Linked DNA regions of Homo sapiens: region 1 is linked to region 2. A link is an interaction called in ENCODE POLR2A ChIA-PET data of the cell type or tissue named here. Cell type or tissue: PC-3. All regions are shown on one strand.

Evidence for each region. ChIA-PET counts read pairs that join two places held together with the same protein. Peaks named below come from ENCODE experiments on the same cell type or tissue, not always from the same donor. Only the 100,000 strongest peaks of a DNase experiment are listed, where the experiment ranks them.
Region 1: POLR2A ChIA-PET joins it to region 2 with 6 read pairs; 2 of 35 experiments call an interaction of 5 or more read pairs at or near these places.

What each region holds. Positions count from the first base shown.
Region 1 is chr14:37,375,852-37,378,351 of GRCh38, reverse strand. All of the region lies in intron 10 of MIPOL1 (mirror-image polydactyly 1), which reads right to left. Among named protein-coding and RNA genes, the nearest start is that of MIPOL1, 180 kb to the right of the region's middle. In PC-3, no CTCF peak of the experiment used is centred here; a DNase peak (open chromatin) is centred at 1,221; H3K27ac peaks cover 1,084 bases.
Region 2 is chr14:37,481,747-37,484,246 of GRCh38, reverse strand. All of the region lies in intron 11 of MIPOL1 (mirror-image polydactyly 1), which reads right to left. Among named protein-coding and RNA genes, the nearest start is that of FOXA1, 110 kb to the left of the region's middle. In PC-3, no CTCF peak of the experiment used is centred here; no DNase peak of the experiment used is centred here.

The sequences.
Region 1 (2,500 bases), 110 kb after region 2:
TGTTTCCTTTTATTGTTGAGTAATATTCTATTGTGTGGACATTCATCTGTTGACCTACTAAATTTGGCTTCTTTCTAGTTTTGGGCAATTATGAATTAAGCTGCTATGATCATTTATGTACATGATTTGTGTTAAAATACATTTGCATTTTTCTGAGATAAAGATCCAGGAGTGCAATAGCTGGGTTATATGGTAAGTATAAATTTAACTTTATAATAAACTGCCAATGTTCCAAAGTAGCTGTACCATTTTACACTCCTAACAGCAATGTATGAAAGATTCAATTTCTCCACATCCTGTCAACATTTAGTATATCAGTATTTTTTCATTTTAGCCATTCAATTGGTGTGACATGATATCTCATTATGATTTTAATAAACTTGTAAATTTTTAAAGATAATTTTAATTTTAAAAAGTTTTAAAAATAGTAAAGTCAGAGTTTAAGATTTCAGCTACTTTTGTCAAACATTCTGCTTCAGTAATACTGGACTCAGAAGGATCACTGGTGCCCAGGAATTGGAGGTTATAGTGAGCTATGATCATACCACTGCACTCCAGCCTGGGCAAAAAGAAAGAGCCTGTCTCTTAAAAAAAAAAAAAAAAAAGGCATAAAAATAGGAAAGAAATAACCACCGCACTCCTGTCAAGACTGAATGCTGAATTGTTTTTTGGCAGGGGAAAGCTTGAGAGGATATGAAGATTATATCAACTGTCTTAGCCTACATGCCTAGAAGGATGGTAGTACCATTAATTGATAGATGTTAATAGACCAATTTGGCAGTAAATAATAGAAAACCATAAAGAATGATTTAAAATATAGGGCTATTTTATCTTGCCCCCCAAAAAGTTGCTGATGATATAGTTGCTTAACGTTCTGTCAGTGGCTCATTGGCTAAGAGGTTCAATGGTGTTACAGCCAGCTACCCTTGGCCTTTGTCTCATGACTATAAAATGACTACTGCAGTTTCAGACAGCATGTAATAAGAAGGGAGGAAGGAGTGATGTTTACTTCATCTGCCCTTATCTAAGGAAAACAAAAACTTTTACAAAGATGCCCCTCTTTCCTCCTCCCCTACTGCTGCAGATTCGCTTTTATGACTCACTGGTAAAAAGAAAAGCTGAGAAAGTATTTAACTTTTCCAGTGTCTATAGCAGAGTCATGCAAAGGAGAGTATGACTGGAAATAAATGTTGAGTTATAAAGTCAATAGTGTTTGACTCAGGTCCTGACTCCTTCCCGGGTAGAAGGCTTACAGAGTCAAATTAGGCATTTGGTTTCAAATTTGCTGTGGTTAAGCAGACATTAAGATATTCAAGTGGAAGAGCAGACATAGAGTCATTAGGACAAAAATGATAGGTGATGCCATAGGAAAAGATTAAATTGAGAAGACTACAAAAAAGAAACATCAACTGCTGGTGAGAATATGGAGCAACAGAAGCTCTCATTCATTACTGGTGGGAAAGCAAAATGGTACAACTATCTTGGAAGACAATTGGCAGTTTCCTATAAAACTAAACATATTTTTACGTATGATCCAGAAATTGCACTCCTTAGTACATACTCAAATGAGCTGAAAACACCTGGGTCCATACAAACAAAATGCACATGGGTGTTTATAGAAACTTTATTCATAACTGCCAAAACTTGGAAGCAACAAAGATGATTTTCAGTAGATGACTGAATAAATAAACTGTGGTATATCCACACAATTAAATGTGATTTAGCTGGTGCTAAGAGTTTAGCACCAGCAAACCTCTTAGCCCATAAGTCACTGACAGAACATTAAGCAACTATATCCTGATTTTTTTTTGAGCAAGAGAGAAAAAAGCCCTATATTTTAAGCACTTTAAAAAAAGGAGCTATAAAGCCATCAAAAGATATATGGGAATTTTAAATGCATATTACTAAGTTATAGAAGCCAATATGAAAAGGCCACATATTCTATAATTCCAACTATATGACATTCTGGAAAAAGCGAAACTATGGAAACAGCAAAAAGCTGGTCAGGAGGGATGAACAGGCAGACCACAGAGGATATTTTGGGCGGTGAAACTGTCCTGCATGATACTATAATGACTACATAACATTAAACATTTATCAAAAGCCACTCAATGTTCTACACCAAGTGAATTCTAATGTAAACTATGAACTTTTGGTTACAATGATGTGTCAATGTAGGTTCACTAACTATAACAAATGTACCACTCTGGTGCAGGATGTTGATAGTGGGAGAGGTTGTATGTCTGTGGGACCAGTGAATATATGGAAACTCTGTGTTTTACAATTTTGATGTGAACCTAAAACTACTCTAAAAAGCAAAGTTTATTTTAAAAAATAAGAATAAGGAAATAACTAACCCAGAGAACATTTATTCTTTAGAAATAGATGGAAAAATAAGCACCACCAATTAAGACTAAGTAAGGAAGAGCAAACAAAGAGGAAAAAAAATGGAGATATGGTGACAGAAAACTACAGAAAGCCAGTCACAGGAGTAACTGCC
Region 2 (2,500 bases):
ACTTTGAAATGTGGCAAGACACAGAAACCTACAAGAAGTTGAGAAAACTCCAAATGGGGAAAACCCACATAAATGAATTCAAAGACACATCACAATTAAACTTCAAAAAACTAACGCCAAAGACAAATGACAGAACTCATAGCTTCTTTTCCAAGGTTGACTAGTATTGCATTGGATATATATACTACATTTTCTTTATCTGTTCATCTGTTGATGGTACTGATACTTAGGTTGATTCCATAACTTGGCTATTGTGAACAGTGTTGCAATGAACATGGAAATGCAGACATTTCTTTGAAAAAATAATTTCAGGACAGTTGTGGCGGCTCACACCTGTGAAGTCAGCACTTTGGAAAACTGAGGTGGGAGGACTGCTTGAGGCCAGGAGATCAAGGCCAGCTTGCGCAACATAGTGAAACCCTGCCTCTACAAAATTTTTAAAAAATCAGTCAGGTGTGGAGGCATACACTCGTAGTCCAGGTACTCGGGAGGCTGAGGCAGGAGGATTGCTTGAGCCCCTGAGTTTGAGGCTGCAGTGAGCTACAGTCATGCCACTGCACTCCAGCTTGGGCCACAGAGCAAGACTCTGCCCTTAAAAAAAAACATTTCAAATCTTTTGGGTAAATATCCAGAAGTGAAATTGCTGGATCATATAATTCTATTTTTAGTTTTTGGAGGAACCTGCTTTCAGTCATCCATAATGGCTATACAGTTGGCCCTCTGAATATATGGACATACAGTTGGCCCTAGAATACATGGATTCTGCAATTGTGGATTCAACCAACCATGGATGAAAAATATTTTTTTCTTTAAGGAAAGAAGGATTGTTGTTGGCTGTGCATGGTGGCTCACACTTATAATTCCAGCACTTTGGGAGGCCAGGGCAGTTCGATCGCTTGAGCCCAGGAGTTTGAGACCAGTCTGGTCAACGTGGCAAGACCTCATCTCTACTAAAAAATACAAAAAATTAGCCAGGCGTGGTGGCATAAGCCCATAATCCCAGCTACTCGGGAGGCTGAGACAGGAGAATCGCTTGAACCCAGGAGGCGGAGGTTGGAGTGAGTCAGGATCATGCCACTGCACTGAAGCCTGGGCAACAGAACGAGACTTGGTCTTAAAAAAAAAAAAAAAAGGTTGTGTCTATACTGAACATGTGCAGATTTTTTTTGTAGTGATTATTCCCTAAACATATAGTATAACAACTATTTGCATAGCATTTACATTGTGTTAGGTATAAGCTAGAGATGATTTAAGGTATATAGGAGGATGTGCATAGGTTATGTGCAAACACTACAACATTTTACACAAGGGATTTGACTATCCATGGGTTTTGCTATCCACATGGGGTGCTGATACCAATCCCCTAACAGATACTGAGGGACAGCTGAATTAATTTATGTTCCCACTGAGAGTATACAAGGGTTCCCTTTTCTCCATATCCTCACTGACACTTGTTAACTTTTGTCTTTTTGAAAACAGCTGATATGGTTAGGCTTTGTGTCCCCACCCAAATCTCATCTTGAATTGCAATTCAGGTGTCGAGGGAGGAACCTGGTGAGAGGTGACTAGTTCATGGGGGTGGTTTCCCCAGTGCTGTTCTCATGATAGTGAGTGAATTCTCAGGAGATCTCATGGTTTTATAAGTGTCTGGAATTTCCCCTGCTTGCACTTCTCTCTCCTGCCACCATGTGAAGAAGGTCCTTGCTTCCCCTTTACCTTTTGCCATGATTGCAAATTTCCTGAGGCCCCCCTCAGCCATGTGGAACTGTGAGTCAATTAAACCTCTTTTCTTTATAAAATACCCAGTCTTGGGCAGTTCTTGACAGCAGTGTGAAAATGGACTAATACAACAGCCATGCTGACTGGTGTAAGATATCTTATTGTGGTTTTAATTTGCATTTCCCTATAATTAGCAATTAAACATTTTTTCATATATCTACTGGCTATCTGTATGCCTTCTTTTGAGAAGTGTCTATTCAAATCCCTTGCCCATTTTTAAACTGGGTGTTTTGTTTTCTTGCTATTGAGTTGAGTGCCTTACATATTTTGGATATTAACCCTTTATCAGATGTATGGTTTCCAAGTATTTTCTCCCAATCCATAGGCTGTCTCATCATACTGTTAATTGTTTTCTTTGATGTACAGAAGCTTTTTAGTTTCATGTAATCTCATCTGTCTATTTTTTTCTTTTGTTGCCTATGCTTTTTGGGGTCAGATCCAATAAACCAACATAATATAGTTTCCCCTCCTATGTTTTCTTCTAGTAGTTTTATAGTTTCTGGCCTTTCATTTAAGTCCTTAACCATTTTGAGTTGACTTTTGTGTGTGGTGAGAGGTAAGGGTCCAACTGCATTTTTCTGCATGTAAATATCAAGTTTTCTAAGCATTATTTATTGAAAAGACTATCCTTTTCCCATTGTGTATTCTTGGCACATTTGTCAAAAATCAATTGATGATATATATGAGCGTTCATTTCTGGGCTCTCTATTCTGTTGCATTG